2 separate regions of the Homo sapiens genome follow, and region 2 is linked to region 1. The links are chromatin loops, found by intact Hi-C in ENCODE. Cell type or tissue: HepG2. All regions are shown on one strand. Each heading gives the region's core, and the rest is flanking DNA. Links, peaks and the distances in the headings are about the cores only. Region 1 has its middle 63 kb from the start of KDM5D. Region 2 has its middle 120 kb from the start of KDM5D.

Region 1 (8,344 bases), core at 50-8,049:
AATAAGTATGATGTCACTAGGCAACAAAATTTTTTCAGTTCCATTATAGTCATATGAAATTACCATGGTATATGCTGTCAGCCATTGACCTATATTTAGCCATTTGACACACGACTGTATTTCAAAGTATTAACTTCATAGGATCAGAAGGTGTTAGGCAACCACTGTGTAAGGGGTCTTGAAAAAACTTACCACTCCTGCACCACTACCAGCCCTCTGACCCAGAAGGCTCAAAGACTTATTCAAAAGTTTCCTTGAGACCCTCGTTAGCTTCTAACAGCCCAGATGTAGCATTAGGGGAAAGCTGCAGGCAAGCCAACCAGCAATAACCTGCTAGTCACAGTGGGGCCAAAATGCTTCCACTACTCCCTCTCATGGAGAACCTGAGGTAGATATGTATTCACACGGATCATACAACTAGCCCTCCCTACTGCTTATCAGATTCTGCAAAATTAGTGGCTTTGGCCTGAGAACCTAACACCTAAACTCAGGACCCTCACAGTCTTCTGTCATAGGTAGAGCTCAGCTCAACACTAGGCCAAACCTCCTGCCCAACCCTAACATTTCAAAATGCACTGATACTCTACACACAGGTCACTGGCCCAGCAATCTTTTTTCTTTTTTTTTTTTTTTTTAATTTTTTTAAATTTTTTTTTTTTATTATACTCTAAGTTTTAGGGTACATGTGCACATTGTGCAGGTTAGTTACATATGTATACATGTGCCATGCTGGTGCGCTGCACCCACTAACGTGTCATCTAGCATTAGGTATATCTCCCAATGCTCTCCCTCCCCCCTCCCCCGACCCCACCACAGTCCCCAGAGTGTGATATTCCCCTTCCTGTGTCCATGTGATCTCATTGTTCAATTCCCACCTATGAGTGAGAATATGCGGTGTTTGGTTTTTTGTTCTTGCGATAGTTTACTGAGAATGATGATTTCCAATTTCATCCATGTCCCTACAAAGGACATGAACTCATCATTTTTTATGGCTGCATAGTATTCCATGGTGTATATGTGCCACATTTTCTTAATCCAGTCTATCATTGTTGGACATTTGGGTTGGTTCCAAGTCTTTGCTATTGTGAATAGTGCCGCAATAAACATACGTGTGCATGTGTCTTTATAGCAGCATGATTTATAGTCCTTTGGGTATATACCCAGTAATGGGATGGCTGAGTCAAATGGTATTTCTAGTTCTAGATCCCTGAGGAATCGCCACACTGACTTCCACAATGGTTGAACTAGTTTACAGTCCCACCAACAGTGTAAAAGTGTTCCTATTTCTCCACATCCTCTCCAGCACCTGTTGTTTCCTGACTTTTTAATGATTGCCATTCTAACTGGTGTGAGATGATATCTCATAGTGGTTTTGATTTGCATTTCTCTGATGGCCAGTGATGATGAGCATTTCTTCATGTGTTTTTTGGCTGCATAAATGTCTTCTTTTGAGAAGTGTCTGTTCATGTCCTTCGCCCACTTTTTGATGGGGTTGTTTGTTTTTTTCTTGTAAATTTGTTTGAGTTCATTGTAGATTCTGGATATTAGCCCTTTGTCAGATGAGTAGGTTGAGAAAATTTTCTCCCATGTTGTAGGTTGCCTGTTCACTCTGATGGTAGTTTCTTTTGCTGTGCAGAAGCTCTTGAGTTTAATTAGATCCCATTTGTCAATTTTGGCTTTTGTTGCCATTGCTTTTCCAGCAACCTTTTTTCAGAACAAAGGTCACTGGCCCAGGAACATTTTTTCAGAACCACTCCACACCATCTACCAGTATCAAAGTCTTACCTGTGAGTGCCAGTAGTTGGAAAAATAAAAGCACTCCTGATAAAAACAACTTAGTAAGAAGCATGGCTGTGCCTATACTAGGCCAGGACAAAAAGTCATTTGCCTTGGGTTGGCAGTCGCCCTCGAAACCAAAGAACAGCAGTGATGCCTCTGCATGCAGGCATTTTCTTTCCTCTTCCTTGGTGGTTCTGATAAACATGGTACAATTATTTCTTGGGATGTAATTATTTCTTTACTTTGCTATTGCTCTTTCTACATAAAGTTCACAACTAATGAATAAGCATTATCCTTTGTTGAGAGTAGTGGCAATGATCATGCGAAATGGAACTTTGGCAGAGTTTCTGCAGTAAGCAGTGCATACTGAAGGGAACAATGGGGTGCCGGTACAAATTCCAGGGCTCTTCCCTTAGTGTAAAAAAAACTGTCATTCCTTTCTGAAAAGTAGCTGAGAACTTGTATAGAGCACTACTCTGCCTTAAGTTGGGGCAGGAAGTTCCTGTTTTTGACCTTCGTGGCTGGCTGTCAACTCCCAGTGTCCAGTATGTATGACAAAGAGACCTAAAACTAGGGAGCCCACACTTATGGAGTCTCAGTTATGCCCACCCTTGGTTGGCCCTGGGTACTGGGAAGTAGCGGTTGTGCAAGTTTGAAGGGCTCGAGTGCTGCCAACTGACTGCTACAGTGGGCTTCAGATAACCACTTGTTGGAAACCTTGGTGGGTACTAGCACAAGTCAGCAAGTATTTGGAGGCATCTCTGCTTCAGCAGATAGCTATTGTGATGCTAGCTGAAGGCAAAATATGCAGTGTTACCAGATGATTTCCCATCTAAGTCATGGCTGGATAGATGAGACTCTGCTCTTGATTTGATTAGGTATACATGGGCAATACCTACTGAAATATTAGTTATTCTGACTGAGAGCCTCAAGACCCTGACCTGCTATGTCCCACTGCTATTGCCCCGGCAGTCCTGCAGTACAGAGCATCTCCACTAGCTGCCTATCACCTGGTACAGTCTGCCTGGCACTTCTATTAGGCCACTTCTAATGAGAGCAGTGTGCTGCCACAAGGCTGGCCACTCCATGCTTAGATAGATGCACTGTTCCTTATACCTTGCTAGTGTACACCCTGACTAAAGCAATGAAGTGGAATAGCATGAGGACTCAGTCCTAGCAGTGCCTTTCTGCCCACTCAGGGGAAACACTCCAGCATTTAGGTTACAGCTGTCTCCCATTATAATTTTTTGAAGCCTCTGGAAGCTTGGCTTCAGTGATCCCAGATTACGTATGCAGCTCAGCGCTCCCCTGGCTGTGGCTTTACTTTCTGCCCAGCTCCAATCTGCTGCACTCACCAGGAGACACTAGAGGGGCTAAGGAATACTGGTTCATCCTTTCACCCTTCCTCAGAAGCACCCCGAGTACCACAAACTGAGACCAAGACCCTTCCTCGGTGCCTCTCTCTCTTTGGGAGATAGACTCTGCTGAAGAGGGCAGATCTCAAAGAAGGGTTGTCCTGCTTGGGGCTTGGCCAGCACATGAAAGTTCTGACCTGGGGCTGAAAGTAACCTGAGTGGACCTGGGGAGTGGAAACAGATTATTCAGCAAAGACCTCTGGAGGCCTTTGGACCTATTTATGTCAATAAGTATCATAAATATGAGTGTCTTCTGAGATAGTTCTTGTTTCTTTTTGTTTTCTTTTGTGTTTTCTGCCTCTGTGAGGATACTACATACTTGCTGAAAGTGCTTTGACCTTCTCTGAGAGACCTAGAGATTAGTTTGCCACCAGGGACAGGCTCTATTTAGTGACCTGGAGTCTTGAGTGTTTACACACTTTGTAGGATTGGGTACAGAAACAAAGAGAAGATTGTTAACCAGGTGATTCCCTATGGTGGGTAGAGAATGTCATTTACTGAAAAAGCAGTCAATATCAGGTAGAAACAAAGGTCACACTGGGGGACATTGGGGCCAGCAGTGTCTCATTTGGTCGTTTAGCAAGGGTGCATATTGCCAAGATGTGGTACGCAGGAGAGCTGCATGCGAAGAAGTTCTTATCAGCAAACAAAGGAGACCTTGTCGGCTGACTAGGATCTTCCTCCAGACAATGATGGAAAAAAGAAAAGAAAAACATGTCAGGAAGATATTTTGGAAGTGCCACATTATGCAGAGAAGGGTTCTACAGCTGGAAGCCACATGGCGAAATTCCAAACACCTAGGACGTCAAGGTGGTGGGATTCTGCTTATCTTCTGAGGCCAGAAGATACAACAGAACCAATATATTCAGGGTGTTAAGGCCATAGACATCCACAGTCCCATTCCATATGCAAGTGCCTATGATATGTGACCCTGCAATCCCCAGAACAGTGGACCTGAGCTAGGGAATTCTTATCCAGAAGACTTCACTCCAGACTGGCCTAAAAAAACAGGTCAGAACACAGCACCAAACAGCTGGCATGTCACCTGCATGGCACTTTCACTGTGTATCCATGGAGAAGTTGGCTGGAAGGTATCCCAGACAGAGTCCTATATCTGAAACCAAAAGCATTTGACATCAGAGACTCCAGGCTGTTTCCTATACAGGCATTGATTAAATGCATTTTTGCTTGACTTCCAAAATCCCACAATTTAAAAAATGCTCAGAGTTTGGGGCCCACGGTCCTTGAAGCTTTCTGGAACCCTGGAGAGATCCCAGGTCAGCACTTGCCCATCACTCTTCTAGGTATCATATTGATTTTCTCGCAGCTGCCAGTGCCCTAGAGGGTCTCTATGCGGTTCTGTTGCCCTTCTTCAGAACTCCACAGAACTCCTACCTCATCAAACACTGCCCTACAGCACTTCTCATGGAAAGTTCTGATGGAAAAGAAAAACTCAACATATGGTTATGCTTGGGCTGGGCCTTGTTAAGGATGGTAATTCTGCTTCTACCTGTGCTTAAGCAGGGAAGACACTGACTTCCTGGTGGGGACTGTTAAGCAAGGGAAAAGGATGGAGGGGCAGAAGCCTGAAGCAAAACATGGTTGACTGGGGTAGCTTCTTTATGGACATGGCCAAAGCACTGCTCCTTCTGACTTGATCCAAATGCTCTCCCATCACTACCCCTACCTTCTTCCTTGTTCTCCTCCCTCTTGGGCCAAGGCCAGTCCCAGAAGTGCCATGCAAATTCCAGGAATAAGACTGCTCTAGCAGACTGTGATCACTACTATGTCTAATCCAGAGACTCACTAAGTCAGCTGAGGATTGGTTTCTGAGATCCTAAGGCAGATGCCACACTCATGTATTTGTGGCAGGGGGTTCCAAACACCAGCGGCCAACACCATAGCCCAGTTAAGCTCCTGGATGTTGTTTCTCTCTGACCCCAACTTGATCCACCCACCCAGAAAGGAGAGTCCTCCTACAGTCTTTGTTCTGCTAACCCCTCCCTGTTTTTCTTGCTCAATTTTCCCAGTGATAACATCAAGGGATATGACTTTGCGGTGGGCATCCCCGGTGGAAGAAGACAGAGCTACTGAGGGAGAAACTGGTGAAGAGGGCAGCTCTCATATCACAATGGTCAGCTTTGGTCTCGTTGCTCCTTTCCTTTGTATCTTCTCTCTACCTCTTCTCTCAGAAGAGGGATCATCATCCTGAAGGGGAGGAGGGCAAGGGAACTCCCATGGAAAGGAGTATCCAAGAAGAGAATTATATCTAGGTGATGCCACTTAGCAACATATTATCAACAGCCAGCAGATGCTGGGTAAAGCTTGTGGGGTATCAAAAGCAGAAGTATAATGCTTAAGACCTGTTGTTTACACATTAAAAAAAAACGTGTAAATATCTGAATTTGGCAATGTATCTGTGACGGGTAAAAAAGAATCATTTTGGGGGATTAAGGATCTGGAAGCTGGTCAGAGAAAAAGATATTTTGGGAGGCAGTAACAGTCTCTATTATGCAGGGTAGCATGAAAGGAGACATTCATAGTAGGAAACTGTACACAGGATTAAGGTGCAGAGATTACTATTCAGATGCGGAAAAGTAGAAGGTGATTTCTGGGGGATAGGAGGTTCAAACAGGAAGAATGTATACATGAGTTGCTCAACAGGCCTACCAGGAATTCAGTTCCAAAAGCTCTGTGTTAAGTGCTGGTTTGGGGTCTTATAAGCAAAAGTTATATTTTATCTACAGCAGATGCTGAGCAAAGTTTTTCAGTTGCACACTAGGAAAATATAATGACTAGATTTTGTTTATTTGTGCTATCTTAAATATATAACTTGTATTAAAATTGGACTCTTGTGCTAGTGGGGTTTGAACAACCAGCTCACAATTTGCATTAAAAAATTAATGACAACTTAGGGCCAGTACACAAAGACTATTTTAACTCATTTACATATCAATTATTTATAAGTAAGATTTTAGCAATAACAGCAGAACCACAGGATGCTGTTCAGGACTGGGAGGAAAAAACAAAGGCAACACTAGATAGGGCTGGCACTCAGAAAAACAAAAACAAACAAACAAAAACCAAAAAAAAACAGTAGTTATGGCTTGGATGGGGATAAGATGCAATTTTACCATATGTATTTAATTCAGAGGTAGCAAAAGCATATGCTTAACAGATGTGGAAAGCTTTAGACAAGAGGTAAAATTATTTGTGGGGGGAACCACTGAAAGGCAAGGAAAACTTGCATTTACCTTGCAGATAATTATCACCACCAAAGAAAACTGCGAGAGAAACAATGCCCACAGTTTCTAAAGGAAAAAGGAAACAAATTTCCAAATGAAATACAAACTTTGTTAGGTCTTCTTAAGAAATCTGCTGTCATGACAAAGACGGTTTGCGATATTTAGTTATATTCTTTGACTGATCTCTTAGACAAGGAGTCACAAAATGTTGGCCTGCTGCCACTTCTCCCACCAGCTATTTTTAATGCCTAAGAAATAAAGAATATTTTCTAGTTTAAAATGGTTGGGGGGAAAAAAAAGCAAAAAAATTCATTTCCAACACATAATCATTTATTTTCATTACATTCAAATTACATGGTCATAAATAAAATTATATTGGAATCATATTGGATTATATATCTCCAATTATATATGGAGAGTTGAGTAGTCCCCACAGTTATAACTCAAAAGTCTTTCAAAGGTCATATGTATTCAAAGTCCTATGTATCACATAGGGCTTCATTTAATCTCTTCCTTCTAAATACTGTACAGCAATCACACACTCACACATACACAAACACACACACTGGATGAAAAATGTCAAATGTGCTGCAGAGGGAGTTATTTTGTTATTAGATGGCAAATCTATATGTTTATTGTGTAATTCCATGACATAATAGTATTTATATTATTTATATTCTTTTTTTTCTTTCTTTTTTTTTTTTTTTTTTTTTTTTTTAGACGGAGTCTCACTCTGTCATCAGTCTGAAGGGCAGCGGCAGCAATCTGGGCTTATTGCAACTTCTGCCTCCCTTATTGGTGTATAAGAATGCTTGTGATTTTTGCACATTGATTTTGTATCCTGAGGCTTTGGAAGTTGCTTATCAGCTTAGGGAGATTTTGGGCTGAGATGATGGGGTCTTCTAAATATACAATCATGTCATCTGCAAACAAAGACAATTTGACTTTTTTTCTATGTGAATATGCTTTATTTCTTTGTCTTGTCGGATTGCCCTGATTTCAAGCAATTCTCCTGCCTCAGCCTCCCAAGCATCTGGGATGACAAGCACCCAAGGAAAATTTTTTTATTTTTAATTTTTATACTAAGTTCTGGGGTACATGTGCAGAATGTGCAGTTTTGTTACATAGGTATACACGTGCCATGGTCATCTGCTGCACCCATCAATTTGTCATCTACATTAGGTTTTTCTCCTAATGCTCTCCCTCCCCCAGCCCACCATGTCCTGACAGGCCTGGTGTGTGATGTTCCCCTCCCTGTGTCCATGTATTCTCATTGTTCAAATCCCAGTTATGCCTGAGAACATTAAGTGTTTGGTTATCTGTTCTTGTGTTAGTTTGCTGAGAATGATGGTTTCCAGCTTCATCCATGTCCCTGCAAAGGACATGAACTCATCCTTTTTTATGGATGCATAGTATTCCATGGTGTAAATCAACTATCATTGATGGGCATTTGGGTTGATTCCCCATCTTTGCTATTGTGAACAGTGCCACAATAAACAAACATGTGCATGTTTCTTTTTATAGTAGAATGATTTATAATACTTTGGATATATACCCAGTAATGGGATTGCTGGGTCAAATGTTATTTCTGGTTCTGGATCCTTAGGGAATCACCATAGTCTTCCACAATGGTTGAACTAATTTACACTCCCACCAACAGTGTAAAAGTGTCCTTATTTCTCCATATCCTCTCCAGCTCCTGTTGTTTCCTGGCTTTTCAATGACTGTGATTCTAACTGACATGAGATGGTATCTCATTGTGGTATTGATTTGAATTTCTCTACTGACCAGTGATGAGCTTTTTTTCATGTTTGTTGGCTGCATAAATGTTTTCTTTTGATAAGTGTCTGTTTATATCCTTCACCAACTCGATAGAGTTTTTCTGTTTTGTAAATGTGGGTAAGT
Region 2 (8,344 bases), core at 295-8,294, 60 kb before region 1:
GAAGGTCACTGGAAGGATTGCACCAGGATAAAAAGGGAGTTTGAGACATTCAGACTCATAATGGCCAAAAAAGTAGAGAACCTATAAGGCCTAACATTCTCTATATCTCCCACTGGACAACTTACCATCTCCACAGAGGAGCCTCAAGTAACCCTTGATATAGCAGACAAAAATATTGAGTTCTTATTGGACACAGGAGATGCCTACTCAGTTTTAACCCATTTCCCAGGGCTACTGTTTTCCCACTCCTGTACAGTAACAGGAACTGATGGCCAGCCAAGAATGAAGAGATTCACCCACCCACTTTGTTGCTTTGTAAAGGACCATATATTTTGCCATAGGTTTTTAATATTATACCTGAGTGTTTTATCCTATTATGAGAGACCTGTTTTCCAAGTTACACATCACAGCTCACTTTAAAGTGCTCTGTGAGAGGGCAACAGGCCAGAAGGAACAGTTCTCCTAGCTTCAAATACTTGCCTTTACACAGATATGGAGAAGAACTGCCTTCCATGACATATTGCTTCTCTAGTAGACCCCTCTGTTTGAGACATGGAAGTTTCTAGTACAACTGTTAATGTACCCCCAGTCCAGACTGTCCTAAAACCCAGTGTTAATTACCCGTGGGAAAAAACAAAACAAAACAAAACAAAACAAAACAGTATCCTTTGAATCCTGAGGCTCAGAGGGACATCCAGCCCTCAATAATGATAGCCTAAAGTTATGAATATAACAGCCCTGTAGTCTCCATGTAACACCCCATTCCACCTGTAAGGACATCAACTGAGGAATATAAATTTATTTTGACTCTAAGGGAATTAAATGGGACAGTAGTCCCGGTTCACCCATTAGTTCCTAATATTTGTACAATACTGACTGAAGTCCCTGAAGATGCTCATTGATTCACATTGTTAGATTTGAAGGATGCTTTCTTTTGTTTATCTTTATACCCGCACTCCCAGTATATTTTTTGCTTTTGAATGGACTGATCCAGACACTCATGCTGCATCTCAACTTACCTGAACAGTTCTCCAGAGTTTTAGATACATTCCCTATCTGTTTGGCAATGCATTGGCCAAGGAGTTAAGGAAACTGCAGTTAACTAATGGGCTCTCTTGCAATATGTAGATAACTTATGAATATCTAGATCTACCAGAAAATACTCTGCCATGACCACAATTCATCTCCTTAATTTTCTGGAAAAGCAAGAATATAATGTACCCCCACAAGGCCCAGATCTCTGTGAAAGGATTAAATATTTGGAATATGTATTCATTCTTGGGACAAGGACTTTGACCCCAAAGTGAAAACACCTTGGCTCAAAGTAACCCAAGTGAGACCCTCTTGGTCCCCCAACCCCCTCTGACTAAGAAACAGTTAAGAACCCTTTTGGGAATGGCAAGATTCTGTGAGATCTGGATTCCCTGGTTTGGTCTTAGAGCAAAGCCACTCCATGAAGCTCTAAAAGGGAGTGATCATGATCCTTTGAATTGGGATGAAAATTGCCAACAGGCATTCTTGACCCTAAAATAAAATCTAAAACATCTCCTGCTTTTGGACTCTGTAACTTCAAAAAACCTTTACCCTCTATGTGCCCAAAAAACAAAGAATGGTTTGAATGTCCAATCTCGAAGGCCCAGGAATAGCCCTAGACCAGTGGCTTACCTTTCTAAACAGTGAAACCAGATGGCAGCTGGAAGGCCAGGATCCTTGTGTTCTGTGGAAGCCACTGCTCTATTAGTAGAAGAAGCCAGTAAGTTTACCTTGGGATAATAATTAGATGTCATAACCCCCACCAAGTACAGGGGGTTTTAGAAGCAAAAGGTTATCAATGGCTAACAGGAGGTCACTTATTTAATAACAGGTTTTTCTCCTTGACACCCCAGATGTAACCCTTATAATATGTTGAGTATTAAACTCTGATATCCTGTTGCTACACTTCACATCCTAATAAACAGACCCCCAACTCACTTCCCTCCTGTGTGGAAATTATAGCAGGTCTGACCTGAAAGATTAGCCTCTGTCTATTCCTGATGAGTGGTTTACAGATGGGAGTAGCTTTATACATGAGAGAATAAGAAAGGCAGGTTTTGCGGTATTTAGCCAACAAGAGGTCACTGAGGCAAAAACTTTACTTCCCCAGGTTTCTGCTGAAGCAGAATTAATTGTTCTAATCAGAGCTCTCCAATTAGGAAAGACTTGAGCGTCAATATATTTACTGATTCCAAATATGGGTTTCTTATGCTCTATGCTCATGCTGTTATATGAAAAGAAACGAGAGAACTAACAGCTAAAGGATACCCAATACAACATCACTTAAATTTGATGATGTCCAGCTCCAAAAGGAGGTAGCAATTATTCACTGTAGAGGACATCAAAAGGGAAGTGCCTCTATTATTAAAGAGAATGCTCTTGCAGAAAGAGCAGCTAAGACTACAGCTAAAGAGACACCAGTGTAATAGGTCACTGACTAATGCCAGGTACTGCACCCATGTCATGAACACCACACTATATACCCCTGAGGAATTTAAATGGGCAGAACAGAAAGGTTTATACAAGGATTCATCAGGATGGTTACTAAAATGCAACTAACTCTTGTACCCTGAGGCTGACCAATGAAAAATAATTAAGCATTTTCATGATTCCTCACATTTGGAGTGGAGTCAATTGAATTTTCACTATTCAATTGAATTTTCCAAATCTTCTGTGGAAACAAACTAGTCTAAACTGTAAGGAGGGTCACCAGGGCCTGTGAACTTTGTTCCTGTCATGATCCAAGAAGCCACTCCATACCTCCACTTCTACTCAAATTTTAAAAACATTTAGGTACATGCCCTGGGACAACTGGCAAATAGGTTTTTCTCAGATACTACCTTATAGGGGATGATAATATTTGCTAGTATTTATAGGCACTTTCACCAAGTGGGTTGAGATTTACCCCACAAGGCATTAGAAGTGTCTAATTTTTACTTAAAGAGATCACTGCAAGGTTTGGATTATCTAAATGCCTGCAGAGTGATAATGGACCTTTCTTCACACCTATAGTGACCCAGCAGCTTTTCTTCATCCTTAAGCAGTACCTATCATCTTCACTCCTCCTGGAGTTCCCAATTCTCAGGTAAGGTAGAAAAGCTAATCATGTTTTAAAAGGACATTAGAAAAGCCATGTAAGGAGACCTCAGAGGCCTGGGTTTCCCTCCTAGCCATAGCCCTTTTACACATAAGGATGGGCCCAAAAGGAAACTCACTCGCTTATGTGATGAATTATATTTATTGATTTGCGTATGTTTAACTAGCCTTGCATCCTGGGGATGAAGCTGACTGATCATGGTGGTGAAGCTTTTGGATGTGCTGCTGAATTTGGTTCGCAGTGTTTTATTTGAGAATTTTGCATTGATGATCATCAGGCATATTGTCCTGAAGTTTTCTTTTTTGTTGTATGTCTGCCAGATTTTGGTATTATTGATGATACTTGACTCATAAAATGAGTTAGGGTGAAGTTCCTCCTTTTTAATTGTTTGAAATAATTTCAGAGAAAATGGTTCCAGCTCCTCTTTATAACTCTGGTAGAATTCAACTGCAAATCTTTCTGGTTCTGGGCTTTTTTAAGTTGGTAGGCTATTTATTAGTGCCTCAATTTCAGAAATTTTTATTGGTCTGCTCAGATATTCAACTTCTTTCTGGCACCCCTGATTATTATATGGCTAACTTTCATGGTCATGATACTATGAAATTACTTAAGCTCTGGAATAAAATTAGCAAAAATGACCCAAAATATTGCTGGCCATGATGGTGATCTTATGATATCACTAGGTGAATTTGTCTGCATGCTCAAATGGAATGGAAGATATTGAACCTTACAAATATAATGTCATTTTACAATTTGTACTTTGAGCTTTCTAAAAGAAACCAAGAATTGTTTCTAGCTTCTCTGAAAGAGAATAAATAAAAAAGAGAAAATGGAACATGCAAAAAATGTATGGAGTTGACTCTTCTTTCTTCTTTTGGACTACATCTTCTACCTGTTCTCTTTCTTAACTCCTTCCATCGAAGCTCTTCTTTCTCCTACAATACTTCCATCCCCCTTCTCAACTTCCATATACTCAGATCTGTCTCAAATACTCCTTTCCTCACCTCTGACTCACCAATATGGCCTTCTTAGTTTCCTTTATGATTATAGGAGGCAGTGGTAATGCTGCCAGGTCAGTTTGTTCCCTAGTGTTCCCTAGATAAAATTGGAGTTCTGGCTGTCACTAATACCTTTCTCAATTTCTTATTAAATTCTGTAGTACTTTGCCACTCATCAGTTCAATCTGTTAATTACCAACTACCAGCCTGAATATTCAGATCTCTAGTCTCCAAAATTACATAGAGAGGGTGGAGAAAGATGGTATTACGGAAGCCTATACCATTTTTCTCCCCCTAGGAACACCGAATTTTCACAACAATCTGTACTGTCACAAGAACAGAGCACTTTCACAGGAACCAAAATATTAGGCAAGCAACCACTGTACCTGGTTTTAACCTCATATTACTGAAAAATGCATTGAATAGGGTAAGAAAGACAGTCTTGTATCACTGACACCAGTCCTCCCCATGACCCAGTAGCAGTACAGAAAGAGTCTGCACACTTGGGGAAAAAAAAGAGCAGTGACTGGGGGACTTTATATTAAACTCAGTGCTACCTTGTCACAGTGGAGAGCAAAGCTATGCTGGGCTCAACCAGCACCAATAAAAGGAGAGAGGATTTGAACCAGACAGAGGTATTTTTCATTCTAGCAGTTAGAGCTTCAGTTTCTAGGAAAGGCTTGCCAGTGGGCAAAGGGTTCTGAGATCTTGGGTAAATTTGAAAGGCAGTCCAGGACACAGTGACTGCCATTCCTGGGCAACACATAAAGCTCTGAGTTGAGCTTAGAGCTAGCAGACTAGCTACATAAGCTAGAGAGACACTAGTTGAGGCAACTAAGGAAGAGCTTATGCCACCCCTTCCCCAACCTCAGGTACAGCAGCTTGCAGCAAGGAAAGGGACTTCTTTCTTCTGCCTAAGAAAAGGAGAGCAAAGAGTAAAGAGGAGTTTGTCTTGCACCTGTATACCAGCTCAGGCACAGTAGGATAGTACATGAAGCAGAGTCATGAATCACACATTGTAGGGGCAGGGTTCATCACCTGCTTACTAAAGAGCCCTTGGGCCTTGAATAACCAGCAGAGATACTCAAATAGTACACCATAAACCTTGGTCTCTGAAATGTACTGACTTCAGGTGTGACTCAGCACATTCCCAGCTCTAATGGCTATGGTGAAAGATTTCTTTATTTGAGAAAAGCAGAAAGAAAAATAAAGGGGATGTTGTCTTTCATCTTAGGTACCAGGTTGTTTGCAGTGGAGTAGAGAAATAAGTAGGCTCTTGGGGTCCCTGAGTGCAAGTGTAGGATTCCAGACAGCATTTCTGGACTTGCCTTGAGCCAGCGGGGAACCCACTTCTCTGAAGAATGAGTCCTAGTCCTGGAAGTGTTCTCCACAAGCTGACTAAAGAGCCCTTGGTCTGTAACTGAACATCTTCAGTAGCCTGGCAAAGCCCCCTATGGGCTTGTGGTGTTGGTGGTGCAAGAGAGAGGCTTCTGTGCTTATAAAAAGGAAATAAAAGAGCAGAGTGAACTTGATATTGTGGTTTCCATGCCAGCTTAGTTGACATATAATAAAATTTCTTAGGTTTTATACTCCAATGCCTGGATTGAAAGCATTACTGGACCAGCCTGAGGGAACTTATTACCGTAAAGGGAAGGACACAAACCAGGCTGACATAATCACCTGCTGATCATAGAGCCCTAGGGACTTGAGTAAACATAGGTGGTAGCCTGGTAGTGGTTACAGCAGACCTTGGGTAAGAGTCAGTGCTGTACTGGCTTCAAGTCTAACCCAGTGCTGTCACAGCGGTGGTGGCAACAGGAGTGCTTGTGTCATTACATCCACAATTGTACGGTGCTCAACAGTGAGAGAAAGCCATCAGTTTTTTGGTAGAAAGTGAGAGAAAAGAACAACCTCTGCTGGATAATATAAAGAATTATTCCCAATTTTATTTAAAACCATTAAGATAGTACCCCTATGAATCTGCAAAAAACACAACATTATTGGGCTTGGGGCCCAAGTCCCTTTGAATACCTGAAAACTCTTCTCAAGAAGGAGGCACACAAATAAGCCCATACTGTGAAGACCACAATAAGTACCTAATTATTTAATGTCCAGAGACCAATGAATATCTACAAGCATCGAGACGAAGCATGAAAACATGACATCACCAAAGGAGTTAAAAGTTACCAGGGACAATCCTGGAGAAACAGAGATATGTGACCTTTTGGACAGAATTTGATAGCCTTTAGAGAAAAGTCAAAGAAATTTTAGATAACATAAAGAAAAAATTCAGAATTCTGTTGGATAAATTTAACAAAGAGATTGAAATAATTAAAAAGAATCAAGCAAAAATAAAAATAATAAAGTTGAAAGATGCAGTTGACATATTGATGAATTCCTCAGCCTTTTAGAGAAAAACTGATCAAGCAGAAGAATTAGTGAGCTTAAAGACAGCCTATTTAGAAACACACAGTCAGAAGAGATTTAAAAAAAAAAGAAGAAGAAACTATGCTTACAATAGTTAGAAAATATCATCAAAAGGGCAAATATGTGAGTTATTAGCCTTAAAAAAGAGGTAGAGCAAGAAGAATAGAAAGCTTATTCAAAGGAATAACAGAGAATGGTCCACATCTAGAGAAAGATATCAATATTAAAGAAAAATAAGATTATAGAACACCAAGAAATCTTAACTCAATCTACGTCAAGATATTTAAAAGGCAAAATCTCAAGGATCATGGATAAAAAGGATAAAGTATCCTAAAAGCAGCAAGATTAAAAAAAAACAACACACCAAATAACACACAATGGACCTTTAATATTTCTGATAGGTTTTGAGTGGAAACCTTACAGGACAGCAGGAAAGCCATTACATGTTTAACTTGTAACATATTTAGTGCTGAAGGAAAAAAAATAACATAAAATACCGTATCTGGTTAAAACAATCTTTCAAGCATGAAAGACAAATAAAGACTTCCAGACAAATGAAAGCTGAGGAATTTCATAAACAGCAGACAGATTCTAAAAGAAATATTAAAAGTAATTTTTTAATCTGAAAGAACAGGATGTTAATGAGCAAGAAACCAACAGAAGGAACAAAACTCACTGGTAGTAGCTAGCACACGTAGAATAGAATAGAAAGATGGAGAACATTAGAATACTGTAATTGTGCTATATAAGCTACTCTTATCTTAAATGGAAATAGTAAACAATGAACTAATAAAAAATAATACCTACAACTTTCCAAAATATAGACATTACAATAAGACAAAGACAAACAAAAACAAACAAAAAAGAAAAGTGAGGAGATAAAGTGTACAGCTATTGTTAGACTACTTTTTGCATGATTGTTTATGCAATGAATATTAAGTTGTCAGCTTAAAATAATTTTAACAATTTTAAGTTAAAATTTTAATTGCATAATATTAAATTAGAATTTTATTAATTTAATTTAATTATTTTGATTTTTATAAATTTTTTTATAAATTATACTTTAAGTTCTAGGGTACATGTGCACAACATGCAGGTTTGTTACCTATGTATACATGTGCCATGTTGGTGTGCTGCACCCATTAACTCGTCCTTTACATGGGGTATATCATGAACTCATCCTTTTTCATGGCTGCATAATATTCCATGGTGTATATGTGCCATATTTTCTTAACTCAGTGTGTCATTGATGGGCATTTGGGTTGGTTCCAAGTCTTTGCTACTGTGAATAGTGCCACAATCAACATACTTGTGCATGTGTCTTTATAGCAGCATGATTTATAATCCTCTGGATATATGCCCAGTAATGGGATAGCTGGATCAAATGGTATTTCTAGTTCTAGATCCTTGAGGAATCACCACACTGTCTTCCACAATGGTTGAACTAGTTTACAGTCCCATCAACAGTGTAAAAGCATTCCTATTTCTCCACATTCTCTCCAGCACCTGTTGTTTCCTGACTTTTTAATGATCGCCATTCTAACTGGTATGAGACAGTATCTCATTGTGGTTATGGTTTGCATTTCTCTAACAGCCAGTGATGATGAGCATTTTTTCACCTGTCTGTTGGCTGCATAAATGTCTTCTTTTGAGAAGTGTCTTTTCATATCCTTTGCCCACTTTTTGATGGGATTGTTTGATTTTTTCTTGTAAATTTGTTTAAAGTTCTTTGTAGATTCTGGATATTAGCCCTTTGTCAGATGGGTAGATTGTAAAAATTTTCTCCCAT

The links. Hi-C counts contacts between places; a loop is a spot of excess contacts. Peaks named below come from ENCODE experiments on the same cell type or tissue, not always from the same donor. Only the 100,000 strongest peaks of a DNase experiment are listed, where the experiment ranks them.
Region 2: it touches region 1 in a loop (5-fold over the local background); 1 of 110 quality-filtered maps calls a loop at or near these places.

Annotation. Positions count from the first base shown.
Region 1 is chrY:19,677,436-19,685,779 of GRCh38, forward strand. No RefSeq gene overlaps it. Among named protein-coding and RNA genes, the nearest start is that of KDM5D, 63 kb to the right of the region's middle. In HepG2, for the core only: no CTCF peak of the experiment used is centred there; a DNase peak (open chromatin) is centred at 3,616.
Region 2 is chrY:19,616,741-19,625,084 of GRCh38, forward strand. No RefSeq gene overlaps it. Among named protein-coding and RNA genes, the nearest start is that of KDM5D, 120 kb to the right of the region's middle. In HepG2, for the core only: no CTCF peak of the experiment used is centred there; DNase peaks (open chromatin) are centred at 5,211 and 5,841.